Linked DNA regions of Homo sapiens: region 1 is linked to region 2. A link is a loop called in an ENCODE intact Hi-C map of the cell type or tissue named here. Cell type or tissue: endothelial cell of umbilical vein. All regions are shown on one strand. Each heading gives the region's core, and the rest is flanking DNA. Links, peaks and the distances in the headings are about the cores only.

Region 1 (12,335 bases), core at 1,885-9,884, 74 kb before region 2:
AAAAATTAGCCTGGCGTGGTGGCGTGTGCCTCTAGTCCCAGCTACCCGGGAGGCTGAGGCAGGAGAATTTCTGGAACCCAGGAGGCGGAGGTTGCAGTGAGCCGAGATGGCACCACTGCAATCCAGCCTAGGCAACAGAATGAGACTCTGTCTCAGAAAAAAAAAAAAAAAAAAAAGGAGAAATAGATGTTTCAAATATGAACATTCTTTTGGCACCAATTTTCTTTTTTAATTTGGTTGTTTCTGAGATGTATGATCAACTGAAGATGGAGCTGAAATGGGAGACGGGTGGCCCCACCGTGCCCTTGAAACAGCAGAGCACTCCTCAGTAGAGAGGGAGGGAGCCAAGAGCCTGAACATGTGGTCGCCAGCTTGGAATGTTACTGACATATGTGGCGAGGGCTTAGCCAGAAATATTTAAAGATGTAGTATTCCGGCCTGTGAGTTGTCTGGGCAGGGAGGGGGAGTCAGAAAGGGTAGAGAGCTCTCAAATAACTCATGACTCTAGTGTTCCTTTCACATGTGAACAGTGTCACTGATGACACATTTTCTAGGACCTTCGTTTGTTTTGTGGACCTGCCTCAGTCTCCTCAGTATCAGGCGATCTTAAGGGAAGATGGAGTGTTTCAAATTGGAGAGAAGTTCATGGGTAGGTATCGTCCTGTGGAATTCTGAATGCAAGGAAGTCAACCCCAGAGGCCTTGGTACCCCCAGCTTTCTAAAACTACTTTATTACAATTTATATGTATATACACATGCACATATAAACGTGTGCATTTATGTATGTGTGTATAGTACCTTTTTTAAAAAAACATTTCCTCCAAGCTGCTAAGCAAAGGGTCTCACAGGTCGAGCACAGTGCTGAGAGGATGGTGTCTGCATAATGAAGACATGGATGAAGCTGAGACCGTGTTCAAACTCACTGAAAACAATGAAGTTCTATTCCTTTTTTCTTCCTCTCCAATGATCTTGCAGTTGATTTGTTTGTTTTTTAATTTTTTAACATTTTTTTAACGTTGAAAAAATGCTGCGTCTTTCTTTAAGCCTTCCCAGTAACTTCCTGCCTTTTTTTTCCCCGTGGGCTTTTAAGTGAAGCTGCAGGATTTTATCTTTCAATCTGCCCTTTCTACCCTTGTCCTATTGAAAGGATGCCCTCTTCCCTTGCTTTTTTGGTCTAGGGCCTGTTTGGAGCTAACTAGGCTTGGCTGAGTCCGGGCAAGACCTTCTTCCGAGGCATGGACAAGCCCCAGAGAACATGCAGAACATTGACCTTTCCATTGACTGTCTTTCAAGCAGCCAGTGAAATCACTAAGTGGGGTTCTTCCATGACATATTTTGTTAATATGGGTTTCACTTTTTCCAAGAATAGTCCCTTGTTGCCACAATGTTGATTTACTTTACACAATGACAGTATGTATTAATTTGTAATTAAACCCATCCAGATTGTTTTAGCCTTTTCCCAATGGGGTGGGGGAGGGAAGAAGGATATTAAAATAAGTTTTAAGAAGCAAATTTCCCAGCCTCTTGATTTGACTCTAGTTCTCCAGCTTCACACAGGGACCTGACCACCTAGGGTGCAGATTGGGAGAATCCTGGCAACAGGCTGAGTCTCAGGGCATTGCAGGCATGGGAATGTGTTGATTCATGCAACACCTTTGGTACCTTCAAGTGTGCCAGGAATGATGCTTGTTGGTGGGAATACAGCAGTGAACAGGACAGGGAACGCCTGGCAATCTAGGAGTCAGCAGTCCGAGAGTAAGGGCCCAGGAGGGAAGGAACTGGGCTCGTGCAGTGTGAGATGGGCAGCTTTAGATGGAGACTCACCAGGAAGAGCTGTATGTCCCCACTTCTGTGGCAGACCTGTACATGTCAGCTATCTAAAAAAGGGTTCTATTTCCCTCCTTCCATCATTCTCATTGCCGAAGCTATCTGCCTCATTTCTTAAGGCAGAATCACAGAAGGGTTAAGAGCCTAGACTTTAGGTTTGGGTTTAGACCCCACCTCTGCAAGCTTCAGAAATATCTCCTTGCACTGTGGGAGTAAGGAGTAGAGATAAGATATGTAAAGTGCCTGGCTTGCTCATAAGAGGGGAATCAAAAAATGTGGTTTAAAAAAAGATCACAAGATCTAGTAGTGGAACCCCAAGTTCACTAGTGTGAGGTTCAGAGCCTTCTACTCACCACATACCACATGCAGACCTTTGAAGAGACTGCCCCTTTGGCTTGAGGTTCAGTATCAACCTCTATCTTACAAGGCCAGCAATCTCCTCTTCCCCTGGCTCCAAAACTGCTTTTGGCTGAACCTGGGAGAAGCATCTCTATGGACAAAGGTGTCCAGCAGCGTCAGCATCACCCGGGAGCTTATAGAAATGCATACTCTCAGGTCCCACCCATTCCTACTGCGTCCGAAAGAGAAGGGGGGGGTGCCTAACAGGCTGTTTCATCCTCCAGGTGTTGCTGATGCAGGCTCCAGTTTGAGAACGCCACTGTAGGCTACCTGACTCCCAGGCGGGATGAACACTGAAGGGTACCAGTCCTGCCACCCTTCCTGCCAGCCAACTACTGCAATAAGGGTGGGGTCATTAGAGAGGGTGGCTATGAGGCCTCTTCTGAACTCACCCACTTGGAAGACAGGACTGTTATTTTCTACACTAGGAAAAAACTCCAACGCTGTCGGCTGTCCGACAGCGTATGATGTCATACATAGTTGCCTTTTTTTTTTTTTTTTTTTTTTTTTTTGAGATGGAGTCTTGCTCTGTCGCCCAGGCTGGAGTGCAGTGGCGCGATCTCGGCTCACTGCAAGCTCCGCCTCCCGGGTCACGCCATTCTCCTGCCTCAGCCTCCAGAGTAGCTGGGACTACAGGCGCCCGCTACCACGCCCAGCTAATTTTTTGTATTTTTAGTAGAGACGGGGTTTCACCGTGTTAGCCAGGATGGTCTCGATCTCCTGACCTCGTGATCCGCCCGCCTCAGCCTCCCAAAGTGCTGGGATTACAGGCGTGAGCCACCGCGCCCGGCCACATAGTTGCCTTTATGGGGAGCACCTGGAGGGCCCCTACAACATATCCCTTGCACAAGTACCTAACAATACACTGAAGAAACATTCACTCGTTCGGGCAAAGCTTCTCACCCTTGGCCTTCTCTTAAAATATAAAACAACTATTTATAACATTTTCCTTTCACCTGAGGGGTCCAGGGCTGCAGAAGGAGCTGGCTAAGACCTGGGTCTGCTTATGAGTCCACCCTGGCCCACTGGATGAGGGAGGGGTGAGGAGGGCCAGGGCTGGATTGCAGCTCTTTGGAAAGCTGGGAGAGAAGAGGTCCCAGGAAGAGGAGGAGGGTTAAAGCGGTGGGGAGTGGCTAGAGACTCAGGTTGCTGTTGAGTTCTGTGGTTGGGTAGGGGGAACCTGCCAGAGGCTGGAAAAACAGGCAGGCCTGGGAGCAGGTCTGGGACCTGGTGGGGGCAGGGAATACAAGAGGGCTATTGTGCTGGGGGAGCCCAGCAGGGGTGTGAGACAGGCTGGAGTCAGCAAAGGGGTGTGTGTGTACATGTGTGAGGCGCTGGGCAGAAGACCCCGTGGTGAGGGGGTCAGAGAGCAGCTGGCTGGCTGACTGACTGACTCCTGGGTGTGGAGGGAAGTGCCCAGCTAGAGAGCTGTGCTGTCCTCAGCCTTGCAAGCAGCCTGCAGCTGTGGTGGCTTCCCCATGTGTCATCCAAGGCTTTTCACCCTGAAAGCTGCTTGGAGAGGGAGCAGAGGTCGATAGCAGAGAGAAGGGGCTCTAGCACTTGTGCTTTGCAAAGAAGTTTCGCGGCTGTGTTGCTTCACAACCTAGCCATATGCAAGGTAGGGGCAACTTGATGGGTTTTTTCCTTCTTTTCCATTTTTTTTTTTTGTTGTTGTTGTGGAGGCAGGCTCTTGTTATGTTGCCCAGGCTGGTGTTGAACTCCTGGACTCAAGTGATCCTTCCACCTCAGCCTTCTGAATTGCTGGGATTACAGGCATTGTGGCACTACGCCCAGCCACTCTCTGATTTTACATGTGGAAACTTAGGCCTAGAGAGGTTTGGTACGAGCAGTGGGTGGAGCAGGAGTGACTGGGGAGGAAGGGCCTACAGGCTTGAACATTGGGTGAGCTGGATTCTATGAGTGCCATCTTTTGGGCAGAGGCTGCTGTGGGTAAGGGCTGCACTTCGGCTCCCCTCCGCCAGACTCCCTTCACTTTGTCCCTCCCCTGCCTCATGGCTTATGGCCCTCAGAAGAAATATACTTGGAGACTCAGCCAGTGTGGGCAGCAGACTGGCTCTGCAGTCCTGGGCTGGAAGTGAACTTAGATGGGAAAATGGAGGCGTGGCTTTGCAGAATGTCAGTGCTGCCTATTCCCTAAGCCCTCTCTGCTCCTGTCATGCTCATAGATTAGGAAGCCATAAGCCTGTCCTGCCCCTAGAAACTGCATCTTCCTGCTCCGGAGTGTCCTAATTGGGTAAGTGAGAATGGGACCCTCTGCCTTGGCTTCCTTAAGGTTGCTGTAAGGCATAAAGGGGTTGTGGGATAAAACAGAGGGTGAGGCTGGTGGCCACTTCCATGTCACAGTGGCCCCAGGAGAGATGTCCAGAGGACATAGATGTCCCCCAGTGGGGGTCTTGGCTTGTCATAGTGTCAGACGTGAGCCCTTTAGCCTGGCTCACATGCCCTAAGAGCAGGGCTTGCCTCTGGGCAGCACATCCAGGAAGGCCTTGCTCCTTTGCATCTGCAACCCTCTCAACCCTCCCCACAACCTTCACACCAATACCCCTCCTCCGGCATTCTCTGCCACGTCAGCTGGACAAAAGTGCCCAGCTTTGGCATCGTAGAACAAGGTCATAGTACAGCCCTGAGTGAGGACTGCGCTCACGCCACAACTCCACAACTTGCTGTGTGACCTTGAGCCAAGCACTCCCACTCTGAGCTACAACTGCTGCATCTATGAACTTCATGCATCCACTCAGACACACCTGTTGGGCCGTTCTGTTAATGCACTGGGCCAGGATTTGTGGGTGATAAAAAGGCCCCTCAGCTTGGCTCCTGCCTTAAGGAAGCTTACAGCTGAGAAGCTGAGTGGGAGCTGGGAGGTGGGGAGTTGCGTAAGAGCGAGATGAGACCCTGGGGATGGAGAGAGGGCACGGAGCTGGGCCTTGAGAGAGGAGCAGAGTTCACTAGGCTGAGGAGGGGAACATAGCAGCAAAGGGTCTTAGAAGCTTCACAAACAATGTGTGTCACTGCAGGGCCCCTATGATCTCACACATCCTGGCCTCTGCCAGTGCCGTTCCATCGCTTTGGCCGCCTGAGCATCTTGGAGAACTCAGCTTAGGCGTCACCTCCAGCCTTCCTCTGGGCTCTCACAGCGCCTTGTGCATCTCTCCCTTGCTCCAAACACCGTATCGTGTTGTTGCAGCATGAGCTGCCCCTCGGGAAGCCTGGGACCAGCTGAACGCCAGTGCCTCTGAAGGGGACGTAGAGCCAGACAGGTGGGGTGAGGCAACTTAGGTGTGAGACCCAAGAGGAGCTCTGGGCAGTGTGTCAGATGCAGTTCCTCAGTCAGGTGAGCAGACTAACATCTTAACATCTCAACCAGAACATATCCCCCAGCACAGGGCTTAACTCATGTGCAGTGCACTGTGACATTTAGTGTTTTACTGCACTTTGAAAATGCTGGTCACCACCCACTAAACAGCTGGAAAACATTGCAGTGCTTCCCAGGTGCCCCTGTCTCCTACTTGCTGCTCCGCTGAGGGAGGTGGGGCCAGCCTCCTGGGACAGGGTGGAGGTGGTGGGCCAGCTGGATGAAGCCTCCTGGCTCCTGTTCTGGTCCAGGCTCTATTCCGCCAGAGGCCTGGGCGGGAAGGGATGGATCGGGGAGGCTCTGCATCTGCAAAGCCTGGCCTTCCGCTGGGCCAGGATCAGTGAGAGCCATAGAAGGCTGTTGGCAGGGACTGGGCCTTGCTTAGAAGGCTCAAGTACTGAGACTAGAGGAAACCTCACCCTGCCTGTCCTTCCTGAGTTGGGGAGACAGAGGGAAAGGTCGTGGAGCATCTCGGGTGACATCATGAAGATGCAGAGCTGCCAGCCCAACTACAGCTGTGGCTCAGAGGAGGCCTGGACTCCTGGCTCGGCCTCATCCTCAGTGCAGGGACAGGCTCAGAGGCATTGCGGTTTCAGGTCAGGGGAGGCCCTTGTAGAGTAGTCAGGGTGATACTGTTACCGAATTGAACTGGGGTCTGCTTGCCCATTGCAGTAAAATCAGGCACTGATGCTGAGATTTGCAGCGGGAAAAAGCATATTTATTGTTTGGTGCCTAGCAAGAAGAACAGGCAGCTAGCACTTAAGACCCAAACTCCCTAAGGCTGGGTGTGGTGGCTCATGCCTGGAATCCCAGCACTTTGGGAGGCTGAGGCAGGTGGATCACCTGAGGTCAAGAGTTCAAGACCAGCCTGGCCAACATGGTGAAACCCCATCTCTACTAAAAATGCAAAAATTAGCTGGGCGTGGTGGCGCACGCCTATAATCCCAGCTACTTGGGAGGCTGAGGCAGGAGAATTGCCTGAACCTGGGAGGTGGAGGTTGCAGTGAGCCAAGATTGCACCATTGCACTCCAGCCTGGGCAACAGTGCAAGACGCTGTCTCAAAAATAATAATAATAATAAAATAAAGACCAGAACTCCCTGGTGGCTTACAAGCAAGAGTTTTTAAAGATGGGGTTACATTTCAGGATAGCAGAAGCTGCAGGCAAAATTTTAAACCAAGAAATACATGGAGGGTATACACTGGTCTGGCTCGTGGCAAAGAACAGTGGTCAGAGTTCAGTCCCCAGCTCCCCCTTATCTAAGGTCTGTATAGTAATAGAGGCATTTTCCATCTGGTGGAGGTTTCTGGAAACATCACAAGAAGATATGTTAAGAGGTTATCTTTTAGTTTCTATGGGGAATCAAAACACCTTGTGAGTGACTTGCTTGTGAGACGATTGTTACTTAGCTTCACATTTATCAGATTGCTATTTTATTTTTGTAGAGACCAGGTCTCACTATGTTGCTCAGGCTGGTCTCCAACTCCTGACCTCAAGTAATCACCCCACCTTGGCCTTCCAAAGTGTTGGGATTACAGGTGTGAGCCACTGTGTCCGGCTTCATTGACTTTTTAAGGCTAGCTAAGTGCCTGGGATGTCATTTAAAAGGGACTGAAGACTTTTCCTTTATTTCCATGCTTAGGAGGCCCAGCAGAGCCCTAAGTGGCGTCCTGCTCCATCTCAGTGACTCCCTTTCCTCCCCGCCTCCCCAGCTGGGGAGGGCAGTAGAAAGTTCTGGGGACTCCATCTCACTCATGCACAACTGGTTCTTCAGCTCAGCTCTGTGATGCCCTCTTTTCCTTACTGCGGCGCCTCAGGGCAACCTCTGTCCCTCTCTGAGCTCCCCTTAGCCAGCTTGCTCCTGACCCACTCAAGCCTCCCCAGTGGAGACAGGAGCCAGCGAGGATCTGAGAGGCATTTGCTTTGTGACCCCTGCTGCAGCCGGGGTTCGCAGTCCTGAGCCCTCCCGCTTTGAGCTTACTCCGCTGGCAGCTCACAGTGTTTTCGTGGTGGCTCCTCCAAGTGAGAGTCGATGTCCAGATTCCTAGGTTCATGGAGAGGAAATCTGTACTTCCTGCTTCCTGGAAGACACTGTGAGGTAACTATCTCTTAGCCCTTGGTAGAGAAAAGGCTGGGATTTGGGGTCCCTTTAAAGGATCCCTCTTCTTTTTTAGACAGGGTTTTGCTCTTGTTGCCCAGGCTGGAGTGCAATGGCACCATCTCGGCTCACTGCAACCTCCACCTCCTGGGTTCAAGCGATCCTCCTGCCTCAGCCTCCTGAGTAGCTGAGATTATAGGCATCCGCCACCACACCTGGCTAATTTTTTGTATTTTTAGTACAGATGGGGTTTCACCATGTTGGCCAGGCTGGTCTCAAACTCCTGACCTCAGGTGATCCACCCGCTTCAGCCTCCCAAAGTGCTGGGATTACAGGCGTGAGGCACCCCGCCTGGCCTAAGGATTCCTCTTCTAATACAGGCCTTGGGTTGGAAGTGAGTGGATATAAACTCAGAGGCTTTCCTGGGATCGGGGAGCCCTTCTAGGTGTTCTCCACAGAAGGGAGAAGGGAAAGAACCTAGAGAAAGTGGGCAGAATTTTTGTCAGGTTGTAACTGTGGCTGGATGAATGGTGAGGAGGGCTGGGGTGGACCAGTCAAGAGAAGACAGACCAGCTATAAGGTTCCCCAGTCATGTGGGCGTGGGAAAAAATAGTTCCTTTAAGTTACCCTTGGAAGAGGTTGAACTAGATATTGAACTATGGGTCTTTCTGAATCCTGAGCCTGCCTTCTTCCTTCCCTCTTTAGCCCAGTCCCCTCTAGGATCCTTGGTGGTGTAGACGAGGGTGTAGCCAGATGGACTTGGAGTGGATTGCCTGAGTGGAGCCCCGGGGATTTGAGATGCAGGAGCCAGGGAGAAGAGAGGGTGAGACCCACTTGGGCCAGCCCCACATTTGGCCAGTCCTCTTCCCTGGCTTGGAGAAGGTGCAGGGTGGGGCAGGTCATACAGAACCCTTTGGGGTCACTGCCTCTTTTCTAGTTGCCTCAGGCAAGGACTGGCCAAGTCTTTTTTTTTTTTTTTTTTTTTTTTGAGACAGAGTCTCACTCTGTCACCCAGGCTAGAATACAGTGGCGCAATCTCAGCTCACTGCAACCTCTGCCTCCCAGGTTCAAGTGATTCTTCTGCCTCAGCCTCCTGAGTAGTTGGGACTACAGGCGCCCGCCACCACACCCGGCTAATTTTTGTATTTTTAGTAGAGAAGGGGTTTCACCATATTGGCCAGGCTGGTCTCAAACTCCTGACCTTGTGATCCGCCCGTCTCAGCCTCCCAAAGTGCTGGGATGACAGGCGTGAGCCACCGCACCCGGCCCAAGTCTTTCTTTATAGCCTCCTACCCTACCAAGCCATCCAGTTGCATTTTCCCTCCCTGTCTTGAGTTCTTCTTTCCTAAGCTTCTGTTGTAGACCTGGCCTGCTGGAGTGCTCTGCTCCCCTGGGAACCCTCTGGCTGGAGAGGCTCCTGAGCCACAGAACCAGAGAAGAGGAGAGTAATGCCAGAGGATCCCTAAGCACAGTGAGTAATGACACCAAAACTTACACCTCACAGGGCACCTGAGACTCAGGGAAGGGAAATGACTTGCTCGAGGACATGTGGCTAGTGAATGGCAGAGCCGGAACTCCACTCACCTCCACTCCCCAGGCCTGGACTCACCCCACTGCCCCATGCCGAGCTGTTTATGGACACACATTTATTAGCCAAAGTGAGCATGCTTCTTATTAGATTACTTTACACTTTAGGGTACCATTTTTGTACACAATTAAATATGGAGATGTTCAGAAAATGCAGGGATGTTGTATTGTTTTCCCAGGCAAAGTAAAACTCAATGTTACAATCCGATAAAACTGATATGTGCAGATTTCATGGGCAGGGTAGGGTGGGAGGGTAGGGGAGAGACAGGCAGGGTGAAGGGTAAGGACCCTGATGTCCAAATGGCAAAGGAAGATGGGAGATGGAGGAGACCACATTCCCTGAACATCCCCATTCATCCAGCGGCCATGCCATTGCTTTACACTTAACATTTAACTCCCAAGGTAGGAAACATCTCAAGTTGCCCCATTTACAAGTAAGAATTATTGTGAGCTCAGAGTTAAAGCATTAATAACTTGCTGCAGGTTACAAAGCTGGGAAATGGCGAAGTCAGGATTTGAACTCAGGTTTCTCTGGATCCAAAGTCTGTACTCCTTCCACTAAACTGTTTGATTGATTGATTGATTAAAGACAGGATCTCGCTCTGTTGCTCAGGCTGGAGTCCAGTGGTGATTATAGATTCACTCCAGTCTCAAATCCCGGGGCTCAAGTACTTCCCCTGTCTTAGCCTCCCAAGTAGCTAGGACTACAGGTGCATACCACCATGACCACGCCCAGCTAATTTTAAAAATTTTTGTAGAAGTGTGGTCTTGCTATGTTGCCCAGGCTGATTGTTAACTCCTGGCCTCAAGTGATCCTCCCACCTTGGCTTCCCAAAGAGCTGGGATTACAAGACCTGAACCGCCACACCTGGCGTAAACTGGTTTTGATGAAATTAGCAGACCCACAGGGGGTGATGCTAATACAGGATTAGACCATTCTCTCATTGCTATAAAGAAATACCTGAGACCAGGCCGGGTGTGGTGGCTCACACCTGTAATCCCAGCACTTTAGGAGGCTGAAGCAGGTGGATCACCTGAGGTCAGGAGTTTGAGACCAGCCTGGCTAACATGGTGAAACCCCTCTCTACTAATTAGCTGGGCATGGTGGCACGTGCCTGTAATCCCAGCTACTCAGGAGGCTGAGGCAGGAGAATCGCTTGGACCTAGGAGGTGGAGGTTGCAGTGAGCCAAGATTGCACCACTGCACTCCAGCCTGGGCAATGGAGTGAGACTTGATCTCAAAAAAAAAAAAAAAGAAAAGAAATATCTGAGGCTGGGTAATTATAAAGAAAAGAGGTTTAATTTGCTCATGGTTCCACAGGTTGTACAGGAAGCATGATGCTGGCATCTGCTCAGCTTCTAGGGAGGCCTCAGGAAACTTAAAATCATGGCGGAAGGGATGCAGCAGTTCACATGGCTGGAGCAGGAGCGAGACAGAGAGTGGAGAGGTGCTGCACACTTTTAAATGACCAGTTCTCGTGAGAACTCACTGTCATGAGAACAGCATCAAGAGGATGGTGCTAAACCATTCATGAGAAATCCACCCCCGTGATCCAATCACCTCCCACCAGGGCCCACCTCCAACACTGGGGATTACAATTTGACATGAGATTTGGGCGGGGACACAGATCCCAAACCATATCACCCTCAGTACCTGTTGCTGGCTGACAGTTGGTCAGTGTCTAGGGGAGAACCATTCTCAGCTTCAGTTCCACGATAGCGAATACCATCTTGGCAAAAATCCCCTGGACAAGTCAGAGACCTCACTAAGTCTCCAGCATCTAGCCTGATGCCTGACACATACTGACCCTCAATAAACGGCTGTTCAACTGTGGGCACAGGAATGGTGAGGAGGCTGTGGGCACAGAGGACGCTGGCCCTTCTTTGGAAGCAGATGAAGGTCTGGGTGTTGATGAGGGGTTCCTCGAAAGTCCCATGCTGCTCACAACACCCAACACTCCTACAGACTGTGACCATGTTCTGTTGACAACTGAGCCTGCACAGGATCTTTATGCAGTAGGGAACCGGCCCGGATTCTCCACAGGGAGAATCTCCCAGATGTTTCCCCGCTTTCTGCCCCAAAGTCAAGATCAAAAGCAGTTGGCAGCTGCAGACATCAGCAGAAGTCAGTGGAACACAGTGTGGAACCATGTCGCGCTGGAGGAGGAAGTCTCGCGCTGGAGGAGGAAGTCTCACCCTTGACAGAGACTAGAACTGGGCCTTAGAAGCTTGAACCAACCTCTGTCCCTGCGAGAGCAGCACACTTTTGTGCTCCTCAGCCCTTGCGTCTTCTTTGCCTGGAATATGGCAAAACGTTTATTTTCCCCCACTAAATGAGGCTCCTCTAGGGCTGCAACTGTGTTTGCCCATCTCTCTTTCTCTAGCAGCTAGCACAGGGCTAGCAGTCGGTGCTTGTTGAGCCGGTGGGTGAAGAGACGAGAGCACACCTCCTGTGTGCCCGGCATGGCGGGACCTGGTGCCGGCAAGTGGTGGGCTCTCTGGCCTCATGCTCTGCGCTGGTGATGTCAAGGGGTGGGCTTCTGTCCTGCCACTGATAGTAGGAGGGAAGGCCAGCAGGAAACGCCGAAACCTACTCAAGCTGCTGGAGAAGGGGGAATCCAGCCCTGTTTCAGGGGAAGGAGTATCCTGTGTTCTGAGAGCGAGAGAGCAGCTTAGCCGGCAAATCCTTAAATCCTTCAGAGATTACAGGATTGTGCAAGAGGGAAGGCCAAGAGGGGGACCTCTGAGGCAGCTCCAGCATGGCCTGTTGTGTGCAGAGGACTGAGATCCCAGAACATGCCACACCAAGAAGACATGTCCCAAGGGGCAGTGGAGCCACAGCCACCAGAAGGGACCTGGCCCTGTCGGACCTGCTGAAGCTAGCCGTGGAGTGCAGGGGCTTTGTTGGTCTGGCTGCTAACCAAAGGGTGGCTAATGGGACCCTTTCCAGGGGCCTCTAGGGGATTTCAGTGGGGGCTTGCTTCGAGGCTCTATTACCACTGGACTGTTTACCAAGAGCCTCAGCCTGACAGAGATGGGAAGAGACGAGTG
Region 2 (11,794 bases), core at 794-8,793:
GCCTTTGCCCCAGCATCTCTTGCCCCAGGGTCTCCCTTCTTCCAGCCTCTTTGCTCACATTGCAGCCTTCTGGGGACAGTAGCACAGGGAGGCAGCTGCTGGGGCTCCCCTGAGCAGCTCCCTCCCCCCAGACCAGCTGTGCAGTGGTCCTGCACAGCCCCTCAGCCCACTTCACTGGCCGCTGGGACGATCGGAGCTGCACGGAGGAGACCCATGGCTTCATCTGCCAGAAGGGCACGGGTATGTGTCACCAGTCACCTGGGAAACCCCAGTGGGGCCCTGGCACCGGGCTGGATGCTGGGACCATGCCAGGAGGAAGGAATCATGGTCCCTGGCAGAGCAGGGCTCTGCTTGGGAAGCAGATGGGCAGAAAGGCAAGGTGCCAATAAGATGGAAAAGCAATAGCACCCACAGGTCTCAGGAGGAAGATTTGGGGGTATGGAGGGCTCGTTGGGTCGGGGGGAGAGCTAGACGCTGGGCTGCATGAAGTGCTGGCACGTGTGGCGTCAAGGACCCTGAGGTTCCAGGTCCAAGACACCTCCAGCTCCATGCGTAGGTGGCCTCTGCGCCGGGTTCCTTGGGTAGGAGGAGGTCAAGGCCCTCACCTCCCTGTCCATTTGTTAGCAAACATGTATTATTAATAACAACAGGGCTGACACCTACCAAGCCTTGGTCTGGGCCAAGCGCCGAGTCTGGTGGAGACCGGGTCTTTGCCTGGTGTGCGGCCTTCTCCTGGCCTTGTGCCTGGGAACGGGGTGAGGGAAGCAGAGCCCAGCCTGAACCCTGACCCCTTCCCTGTAGACCCCTCCCTGAGCCCGTCCCCAGCAGCGCTGCCCCCCGCCCCGGGCACTGAGCTCTCCTACCTCAACGGCACCTTCCGGCTGCTTCAGAAGCCGCTGCGCTGGCACGATGCCCTCCTGCTGTGTGAGAGCCGCAATGCCAGCCTGGCCTACGTGCCCGACCCCTACACCCAGGCCTTCCTCACGCAGGCTGCCCGAGGGCTGCGCACGCCGCTCTGGATTGGGCTGGCTGGCGAGGAGGTGGGCTCCCGACACTTTTGCCCTGGGCCCCAGCCTTGCCCGGGTTCCCCTCCCTGCCCCTTCCTGCCCCCGCCTTATCCGCACCCTATCCTGACTATTCCCTTCCTCCCACCCCATGGCCCCCCATGCCCAGGGCTCTCGGCGGTACTCCTGGGTCTCAGAGGAGCCGCTGAACTACGTGGGCTGGCAGGACGGGGAGCCGCAGCAGCCGGGGGGCTGTACCTACGTAGATGTGGACGGGGCCTGGCGCACCACCAGCTGTGACACCAAGCTGCAGGGGGCTGTGTGTGGGGTTAGCAGTGGTGAGTGCCCACCTGCCAGGGCGGGGGCATGGGCAAGCTGTCGGTGGCCCCGGGGAGGGTGCTGAGCCACTTCTTAATCCTGTACCCCCACAGGGCCCCCTCCTCCCCGAAGAATAAGCTACCATGGCAGCTGTCCCCAGGGACTGGCAGACTCCGCGTGGATTCCCTTCCGGGAGCACTGCTATTCTTTCCACATGGAGCTGCTGCTGGGCCACAAGGAGGCGCGACAGCGCTGCCAGAGAGGTGGGTGACCAGGCCAGAGCCCACACATGGCGGGCAGGTGGCACCTCCTCTCGTGGGCACTCAGACCCATGAGTACATCCCCACACTGCTCTCTACCCATAGGCAGCACTTACACAAGATGCCCTCGTGCTCTCACATGTGGAGACCATACATGACACTATATGTGCATATGCTGCCCCCCCACACACTTGCACATGTGCACACACACACACATGAATCCACAGACTCCACACCATCCTCTACTCAGGCTGCAGAGAAGAGGGCTGGAGCAGCTCTGGGGGACTCTGCCCCCCCCGGAGACCCATCCGCCCTGACGTGGGCCTTCTTTGCATCCAGCGGGTGGGGCCGTCCTGTCTATCCTGGATGAGATGGAGAATGTGTTTGTCTGGGAGCACCTGCAGAGCTATGAGGGCCAGAGTCGGGGCGCCTGGCTGGGCATGAACTTCAACCCCAAAGGTGGGTGCCCTGTGTGTGGGGTGGAGAGGTCAAGCCTCAGGCTGTAAGGGGCTGCCCTCCACTTTGCCCTGAGCCTTGTCCTGGGGCTTGTCGGGGGACAGGGAGTCGGTTCTAGAACACACCTGCTCTCCTCCACCTACTCCTGCCCCACCTTGTCCCTGCTCCCTCAGTGCCTTCTTTCCTGCAGGAGGCACTCTGGTCTGGCAGGACAACACAGCTGTGAACTACTCCAACTGGGGGCCCCCGGGCTTGGGCCCCAGCATGCTGAGCCACAACAGCTGCTACTGGATTCAGAGCAACAGCGGGCTATGGCGCCCCGGCGCTTGCACCAACATCACCATGGGTGTCGTCTGCAAGCTTCCTCGTGGTGAGCGCCGGGCAGGCCCACGCTCAGCCTCCTTCCACCCCGTGCCGCTGGTCCTGGGCTGGGGCTGGGGGCTGCTTCACAACTGCAGGGGGCACAGCCGATGGGAAGGCCTGAACAGAACGGACTGCGGGCAGCTGGGACCCCCGGGATAAATTAGTCAGTGGGATGGACTGGACCTGAAACTTATCATCCAAACTAGACCACAAGGCTCGGGGGTCAGCAACCCCCTGTCACTTTGTAGTGGTCAAGGGCATGGACAGAGTTCAAGTCCTGGCCATGTCACTTATCAGTGGTGTGACCTTGGGCAGAGTCTGTGGCCTCAGTTTCCTCGTATGTAAAATGGGAATAATAGTAGTTCCAGACTGATGTGGTGGCTCATGCCTGTAATCCCAGCACTTTGGGAGGCTGAGGTGGGCGGATCACTTGAGGTCAGGGGTTCAAGACCAGCCTGGCCAACATGGTGAAACCCCGTCTCTACCAAAAAGTACAAAAATTAGCTGGGCGTGGTAGCACATGCCTGTAGTCCCAGCTACTTAGGAGGCTGAGGCATGTGAATTGCTTCAACCGTGGAGGTGGAGGCTGCAGTGAGCCGAGATCGCACCACTGCATTCCAGCCTGGGCAACACAGCAAGACCCTGTCTCCAAAAAAAAAAAAAAAAAAAAAAAGTCCCGACCTCCTAGAGTGCTAGTGAAGCTAGTAAAGATGAGGTGAGTTAGGGAAGGGGCTGACACCCAGGCCTCCCACGAGGGCTGGGCTGAGACCTAGCTGAGTGCAGCATGGCGTTTTCCCTTTCTGGGGGAACCTGAAGTCTTGTCTCTTGGGCCTGTGCCCCCACAGTAACCAGAGGTAGGATGGGAGGGGGAACTAGAGCCTCTTTCTCCCCAGACCTCCCGGCCCAGGCCTGTGTGCTTTGTATGTTTACTTAAGTGATTATTACGATGATCACTGCTATTATTAACTGGCCCCCTCCTCTTGCCCACAGCTGAGCAGAGCAGCTTCTCCCCATCAGGTGAGTGAAAGGCAATGCCCCCAGGTGGGCAGGCAGGAAGCACTGCTGGGCCTAACGCCCACTTGGCCTTTCACGCCCACTCGCCTTGGCAGCGCTTCCAGAGAACCCAGCGGCCCTGGTGGTGGTGCTGATGGCGGTGCTGCTGCTCCTGGCCTTGCTGACCGCAGCCCTCATCCTTTACCGGAGGCGCCAGAGCATCGAGCGCGGGGCCTTTGAGGGTGCCCGCTACAGCCGCAGCAGCTCCAGCCCCACCGAGGCCACTGAGAAGAACATCCTGGTGTCAGACATGGAAATGAATGAGCAACAAGAATAGAGCCAGGCGCGTGGGCAGGGCCAGGGCGGGAGGAGCTGGGGAGCTGGGGCCCTGGGTCAGTCTGGCCCCCCACCAGCTGCCTGTCCAGTTGGCCTATGGAAGGGTGCCCTTGGGAGTCGCTGTTGGGAGCCGGAGCTGGGCAGAGCCTGGGCTGGTGGGGTGCCACCCTCCCACAAGGGCTGGGCTGAGACCCAGCTGAGTGCAGCGTGGCGTTTCCCTTTCTGGGGGGGCCTGAGGTCTTGTCACCTGGTCCTGTGCCCCCACAGGAACCAGAGGTAGGATGGGAGGGGGAACGAGAGCCTCTTTCTCCCCAGAGCCCCCGGCCCAGGCCTGTTGATCCGCGCCCCAGGACCCCCTTCTTTGCAGAGCCCGAGGAGCCTCCCCTGTCCCCTCGGGCAGATCTGTTGTGTCTCTCTTCCCACCTGGCAGCCTCAGCTCTGTGCCCCTCACCCTGCTCCCTCTCGCCCCTTCTCTCCCACCCCTTCCTTCTGAGCCGGGCCCTGGGGATTGGGGAGCCCTCTTGTTCCTGATGAGGGTCAGCTGAGGGGGCTGAGCATCCATCACTCCTGTGCCTGCTGGGGTGGCTGTGGGGCGTGGCAGGAGGGGCCTAGGTGGGTTGGGCCTGAGAACCAGGGCACGGGTGTGGTGTCTGCTGGGCTGGAGATAAGACTGGGGAGAGACACCCCAACCTCCCAGGGTGGGAGCTGGGCCGGGCTGGGATGTCATCTCCTGCCGGGCGGGGGAGGGCTCTGCCCCTGGAAGAGTCCCCTGTGGGGACCAAAATAAGTTCCCTAACATCTCCAGCTCCTGGCTCTGGTTTGGAGCAAGGGGAAGGGTTGCCAGAGTCCTGGGGGCCCCAGAGGAGCAGGAGTCTGGGAGGGCCCAGAGTTCACCCTCTAGTGGATCCAGGAGGAGCAGCACCCGAGCCCTGGAGTGGCCCAGTACCCTTCCAAGAGGCCACAGTCCCAGCCAGGACAAAGTATGCGGCCCATCCTGGTGCGACAGCGTGGGACAATGTGAACATGGACTCGAAGACATGGCCCTTTCTCTGTAGTTGATTTTTTAAATGTGCCATTATTGTTTTTAAAAAAAAAGGAAAAAAGAAAAGCAAACAAATAAAACACCTTTAAGAGGCTTGAAAGAGAAGGTTCTGCCTTGTCCTGTGGTGAGCCTGCTTCTTCACGTCTGTCCCTTCGGAGATAACTGTTGTTTTGGAGCTTGCACCACAGGTGTTTTCTGCAGCTGGCCATTTTGCGTCTGTCTCTGGGCCTCTAGGGGACACTCTCACCCCCGATCTTTAGGAGCTCACCCCTCTGGGCCTGCGCCTCCCTCTCTCTGTTCCTGGGGGCTTGAATGTGGGTGAGAACTCAGGAGCCAGGCCATCTGCTGCTGAGCAGCCAGCCGTGCAAGCTTGGGCAACTTAGCACACCTCTCAACATGTGCACAGTGGGGAGAACCGGACCCACCTCCTAGGGTTGTTTTAAGGATATGTGAGGATCAAGGGAGCTCATCTGTGCAGAGCACTTAGAACAGTGCCTCTGGGCTCTGCAAGCGCTAGGCGTTACTGCCGTTTCTGGGCTGCGGCTCCAGGGGAGCACTTGATGTGTCCAGGCCGGCCCTGGGTGGGGGCTCCACATCACCGTCCTTCCAAGGCAGCCATCATACCTGCCCTCTAACAGCCTGAAAGTTCACATGTGTCCTTAGGGAGCCTGGGCTCTGAAACCACAGAAGGCAGAATGGACGGCAGGACCTTTACTCACCTGCTTGTTCATTCAGCCGGTATTTGAGCTGGAGATGCCAACAAAGGAAGGTTAACCAACGCCAATCGGGCGAGGCAGGGGGAAGCTGCTAATGTGGCCTGTGTGTCTGGGGAGGGTCTCACTAGAGGGAGTGAGATTGACTGCAGCCTGAAGGAGGTGGCGGAGTGAGCAATGCAAATATCTGGGCCAGGGCTAGGGGGGCATCCCTGGTGCTTTAGGGGACCAGCAGGGAGGCGAGGTGGGCTGAGGCTGAGATGAGTCAGGCAGGGCCAGATTGTCCAAGGCCCTGAAGGCAGTGGTAGAATGTAGCATTATTTTCAGGATAGTGGGAAGTCAATGGGAATGGCTAATCAGGCTGACCTTTTAACAAGATCATTCTGGCTAGGAGTTGAGAAATAGACAATGGATGGGAAACGGGGGAGTGAAAGCAGGAAGGCTGGTGCGGAAGCTCTTGTAATAATTCAGGCACAACAAGACGGTGGTTTGTTGGGATCAGGACTGCAGTAGTGGTCAGATTCTGTGTGTGTGTGTGTGTGTGTGTGTGTGTGTGTGCGCGCGCGTGCGTGTGTGTGTGTTTTGCCCTGTTCATGATATTTAAAATAAGTTTCCACTTTTATGAATAGACAATGCAGTCACGCAGTCTGCATTGCGTGGGATACCTAAATGATATCCCAAGATAGATGTTGCGCAAGTCCTGCCCCTGCCCGTCGCCCTCCAGCCTATACCCTCCTGCCCTGTCAGTTTCCTGTCTTTCCAGTGTTTCTTTGTGAAAGCAAATGAACGCCAGATTGGACTGAAGGGATGGCGGATGCCCTTGCTGGGGATGGGATCTGCCTGGGGAAAGGCAGTGGGAGTCAGGAAGCACTCCAAGCTTCCCGCCTGGACTGCAGGGTGAATGGGGTGCTGTTTCCTGAGACAGGAGCCCTAGGGAGAGCCCATGAGCTGCTGGCCTGAGTCCAGGACTACGGTGGAGCCCAGGGGACCCCCTCCAGCAATCCTCTCTGTGCCGCCCCAGCAACAGCAGGACCCATGGAAGGCGCCTAATCACTCAGGGGAGGGAGTCCCAGTCCTGTGGGAGGTTCACCCTGGAGTGAGTTGCTATCTAGCCCTGCAGCCCAAACAGCTCCCTTTGTGAGTTAAGTGCCCTGCCACTGCCCACAGTGAGAGGTGAAGCCAGCTGGACTTCCTAGGTTGAGTGGGGACTTGGAGAACTTTTCTTACAAGAGGTTTGTAAAATCAGTGCTCTGTAAAAATGCACCAATTGGTGCTCTGTAGCTAGCTAGAGGTTTGTAAAATGCACCAATCAGTGCTCTGTAAAAATGCACTAATCAGCACTCTGTACCTGGCTAGAGGTTTGTAAAATGGACCAATCAGCACTCTGTAAAATGGACCAATCAGCAGGACATGGGCGGGGACAAATAAGGGAATAAAAGCTGTGTCCTCCCCACCCACCCCACCCCTAGCAGCAACCCGCTCAGGTCCTCTTCCATACTGTGGAAGCTTTGTTCTTTCACTCTTCACAATAAATCTTGCTGCTGCTCCTCACTCTTTGGGTCCGTGCCACTTTTAAGAGCTGTAACACTAGGCCAGGCATGGTGGCTCACGCCTGTAATCCCAGCACTTTGGGAGGCCGAGACAGGCAGATCATGAGGTCAGGAGATCAAGACTATCCTGGCTAACATGGTGAAACCCCATCTCTATTAAAAATACAAAAAATTAACTGGGCGTGGTGACAGGCGTCTGTAGTCCCAGCTACTCGGGAGGCTGAGGCAGGAGAATGGCGTGAACCCAGGAGGCGGAGCTTGCAGTGAGCCGAGATTGTGCCACTGCACTCCAGCCTGGGCGACAGAGCGAGACTCTGTCTCAAAAACAAAAAAAAAGAGCTGTAACACTCACCGTGAAGGTCCGAGGCTTCATTCTTGAGGTCAGTGAGACCACGAACCCACTGGAAGGAACCAACTCCAGACACAACACCACAAGAAACATTGGGGGAGAGGCCCCCCAAGACCCTAGTGACTCTAACCTCGGGAGAGAAGAAAGGTCAAGGAGTGAGGTCCGGATCACTAGCTTGAGGGGTGGGAGGGAGCAGCGGAGGGACGGAGGACCCCAGTGGCCAGAGCTGCCCTCGTCAGTGGCTGGTGCCTGCTCTCCTCACGTCTCTCTGCCTTGCTCAGGTGACGAGTCTCCCCAGGGCCCTGCACCCACCTGCAAGCATTTCAGACAGCGTCACGGGTGCCTGGAGGCTACCCCTAGACCTCGTTCTAAGCCTGCCCAGAGATGACTAAGGGAGGCTCCTGCATCTCTCTGAAGGGGCAGGAGGCAGGCTCTGGATGCCGGCCACTCACCCTCTGGCTCAGGATAGCCCTGGTGGCAGTCTCCTTCCTTTCTGCTCATTTCATTTCAATACATCAAGTACCTCCTCTACATACCAGGCTCTTTGCTGGGTGGCAGATGCCCCCAAGCCTATCCTGGCAGGCCTGGGCAATCAGCACTGTATGCCAGGCGCTAGGCCCAGCCTTCACTTGCAGGGTTAACCCGCCCCGCTCTGGCCACCTGGATCCGTGAATGAATGGGAGAATGCGGCTGCTCTCCAGAGAACAGCATTCTCTCAACCGCTTCTTGTCGCGCCAGAGATGGCCTCCTCGAAGGTGTGCTGGCAGAGCTGGCCTGGCCCAGTGGGCAGCCCTGTGAGGCCGCAGGGGTGAGGAGCCGCCAGCCACACCACATGGCTCTCCTGGAACGGAGCCACCTGAGCCCGGCCAAGCCGCCTCGAGCACCAGGGCTTGAGTCCATTGCAGGCACAAGGCAAAGAATTGCGACTTGAGGGAGGACCCGGAGGAAGGCAGGCTGGAGGGAGGGAGGGCGGGCAAAGGACAGCAGGGAAATGAAGGGGGCTGTGAAAGACCAGCACCAGATGAAAGTACCGAGATGTTCCGGACAGGCCTGATTTTCTTTATCTTCGGGGCTGGGACTGCCAAGAGGCCCCGGGGAAAGCCTGCAGGCTTCACTCCCACCAGAACCAGCACCATTTGAGGGACAGATTTCAATCCTTCCTTGGCCAGACAAGCAGGCGGGATGCCAGCGCTGGAGAAAGGGGAGGAGGAGGAGCGGTGGGCAGGCCTTTCCTGCTGGAGGTGGACACGCTGGGGGCGCTGAGGTTCAAGGCCACACAGTGAGGAGTGCAGAACCTTAACTGTCTCCTTGCATCGGCTGATGGCAGAGCTTTAGTTATAGCCATTTCAGGGAAATCCTGGTCAGTTAAGGTTTTCTAGTGCAGTTGGGATTTTCGCCTATATTTCCAGGTGCCTCTAAGGTCCTATGGAGCGTCCAGGTTTCACAGCTGGGGGAGGGACATCTGGTTCCCGGTCATTTATGTCCCCGCTGGCTTATGCAGGGGTGTCCTGCCCTTCTGCATCTCCCTCAGGGACTTGGGGAACCTTGGATGGTGTCTTTCCTCATACTGGGGCTGCAGGGGGCTCAGAACACTGCCTCTGACCCACTATTCCTCCATGACAATGATAATAACAAAATAGGTATTATTTACTATGTACACGCCCTGTTCTAACTGCTTAACACGTATTAACTCACTTAATCTTCCCAATACAACATAAGGTAGGTGCTACTGTCCCCCTCTTACAGATGAGAAAGCTAAGGCACAAAGGTGAAGAACTTGCCATGCCACCTCTCCTCCCTGCACTGGAAAACGTGTTGTGGGGTGGGCAACAGGGCTACAGAGAGCCCCTCGAGATCTTGTAGTCAGGCCTGGGGACTAAAGAACTTTGTCCCAACCTCTCATCTCTGGAGAGTTTTAGGGCTATTTTGAGACTTGAGGGCTAAGAATGACCTCTTTCCTTCTGAGCCTCCACGGCCTCCCTTCCCAAAGCAGTGGCGGAGGGACACCTGGGTCTCCTGGGCTGTGGGGTACAATGCATAGAAATAAAGTGGGGCTCGGTTGACGTATTAGACATTTATACCATTGGGGATGCTTTATTTTATATTTTAGCATTATTTATTTTTATTTTTTATTTTTCTGAGACGGAGTCTTGCTCTGTCACCCAGGCTGGAGTGCAGTGGCGCGATCTCAGCTCACTGCCTCCCGGGCTTCAGCGATTCTCCTGCGTCAGCCTCCTGAGTAGCTGAGACTACAGGCACCCTCCACCAGGCTTGGCTAATTATTTTTTTATTTTTAGTAGAGACCAGGTTTGACCATGTTGGCCAGGCTGGTCATGAACTCCTGACCTCAAGTGATCCGCCCACCTCGGCCTCCCAAAGTGCTAGGACTATAGGCGTGAGCCACCGCACCTGGCCTCATCACTGCCTTTTAATAAATGAGGCTGTCCTCTTGGAATCTCAAGCCATGAAAAGCCCCATATGGCAGGCAGACTCCTGCCAGGAAATCAAATTGATAGTGTGGGTAGTCCCCAGCTCCTCAATGTCTACCCCACCCTGGACCTCATGGGAAGCATTCCTGGTTGGGTAAATCCCTGAAACAGTTTTGGCCGGGCGCCGTGGTTTACGCCTGTAATCCCAGCACTTTGGGAGGCTGAGGTGGGCGGATCATGAGGTCAGGAGATCGAGACCATCCTGGCCAACATGGTGAAACCCTGTCTCTACTAAAAACACAAAAATTAGCTGGGTATGGTGGCGAATGCCTGTAATCCCAGCTACTCGGGTGGCTGAGGCATGAGAATCGCTTGAACCCAGGAGACAGAGGTTGCAGTGAGCTGAGATCATGCCACTGCACTCCAGCCTGATGACAGAGCGAGACTCCATCTCAAAAAAAAAAAAAAAAAAAAAAAAGAGTACAGTTTTTCAAAAACCTGATTTTCTGATGTAAACCTGTGATGGTCTCCTCAGCTGCCTCAAACACTGTCACATCCTACTGTGGATTCAAGCTGTCAGGATGTTTACACGGCCACCTCAAATTCCATTCCGCTCTCTACAAAAACTTATTTTTAGACGTGCACTGTCCCTTCTTATACATTCCTCAGTACTGGATCCTGGACAAATCTTTAGTCAACCTTAAAGTTTAGTTCAAAAGGCTCATTTTCTCATAGAGTTTGAGGCCATTTTTGTGAGTGGAGGAACTTGAGGTTTTAGGAATTTTATTTAAATCATGGAGATATTTTCGACTCGAATGGCTCTTAACTTTGATCTTGGGTCTAGGCTGCCTGGTTGAAACTACTACTGGTTTTCTTTCTTTTTTTTTTTTTGAGATGGAGTTTCGCTGTGTTGCCCAAGCTGGAGTGCGATGGCGCAATCTCGGCTCACTGCAACCTCCGCCTCCTGGGTTCAAGCAATTCTCTTGCCTCGGCCTCCCAAGTAGCTGGGTTTACAGGCATGTGCCACTATGCCTGGCTAATTCTTTTTGTGTTTAGTAGAGTTGGGTTTTCGCCATGTTGGTCAGGCTGGTCTAGAACTCCCGACCTCAGGTGATCCACCCACCTCTGCCTCCCAGTGCTGGGATTACAGGCGTGAGCCACTGTGCCCAGCGAACCTACTGGTTGGTTTTCAAGAGTTGCATCACTTTAACTGGAACATATCGGAAGAGTGGGACCAGATTTTAAGGTGAGTCAAGCCTGGCCTTCCTAAAACCCTATTGACTCCTTAATTCAGCTCAGGGCACCCCTTTGCCGCAAAAATCTCATCCTTTGAGACCCCTAGGAGAGGGTGAGTCGGGGAAGCAGGGGCCTCTCCTAGTCTGAGAAGTCTTAAAGGCAGGGGGGAGAAGTGCCGCCTCCTCATTTCATCTTTCTCTCTCGTTCTCCTCTCTCTGCCCTTTCTCTGTCCCTCCCTCCATTTTTTAGAAAATCTATAGAGGCAATGAGCTTTAGCAAATTTATCCAGTTGTGTAAATATTGCCACAAAGCAGCTTTATAACACCTCACTCACCCCCAATAGTCCCCTGGACCCTATTTGCAGTCAATCCCTGCTCCTTTCCCAGCCCCCAGCAACTACTGATCTGCTTGCTGTCTCTCTAGTTTTGCCTTTTCTAGAAATTGTGTAAAATGAATCATATACTATGTAGTGTTTGGTGTCTGGCTTTTCTCACTTAGCATAACATTTTTGCATGTACCGTAGTTTGTCCCCTCCATCTTTTATTATTATTATTATTATTTGTGACAGGGTCTTGTAGCCTTGTCTACAAGGCTGCAGTACAGTGGTGCGATCATGGCTCACTGCAACCTTGACCCCCTAGGCTCGTGCGATCCTCCTACCTCAGCCTCCCGAGTAGCTGGGCCCACGAGGGTATGCCACTACACATGGCAAATTTTTAAATTTTTTTTGTAGAGACAGGGTCTC

The links. Hi-C counts contacts between places; a loop is a spot of excess contacts. Peaks named below come from ENCODE experiments on the same cell type or tissue, not always from the same donor. Only the 100,000 strongest peaks of a DNase experiment are listed, where the experiment ranks them.
Region 1: it touches region 2 in a loop (15-fold over the local background); 3 of 110 quality-filtered maps call a loop at or near these places.

Annotation. Positions count from the first base shown.
Region 1 is chr17:62,613,970-62,626,304 of GRCh38, forward strand. It overlaps TLK2 (tousled like kinase 2), which reads left to right. Exons shown (of 22, transcript NM_006852.6): 22 at 1-1,512. Among named protein-coding and RNA genes, the nearest start is that of MRC2, 7.5 kb to the right of the region's middle. RefSeq lists enhancers at 4,893-5,404, 11,426-11,926, 11,927-12,335. In endothelial cell of umbilical vein, for the core only: no CTCF peak of the experiment used is centred there; no DNase peak of the experiment used is centred there.
Region 2 is chr17:62,688,721-62,700,514 of GRCh38, forward strand. MRC2 (mannose receptor C-type 2) reads left to right here. Exons shown (of 30, transcript NM_006039.5): 23 at 132-240; 24 at 802-1,040; 25 at 1,174-1,342; 26 at 1,436-1,585; 27 at 1,922-2,041; 28 at 2,229-2,408; 29 at 3,392-3,418; 30 at 3,511-4,877. The coding sequence ends at 3,731. Among named protein-coding and RNA genes, the nearest start is that of MARCHF10-AS1, 12 kb to the right of the region's middle. RefSeq lists enhancers at 3,220-3,881, 3,882-4,543. In endothelial cell of umbilical vein, for the core only: a CTCF peak has its summit at 4,624 (motif pointing left); DNase peaks (open chromatin) are centred at 5,841 and 6,201; H3K27ac peaks cover 1,419 bases.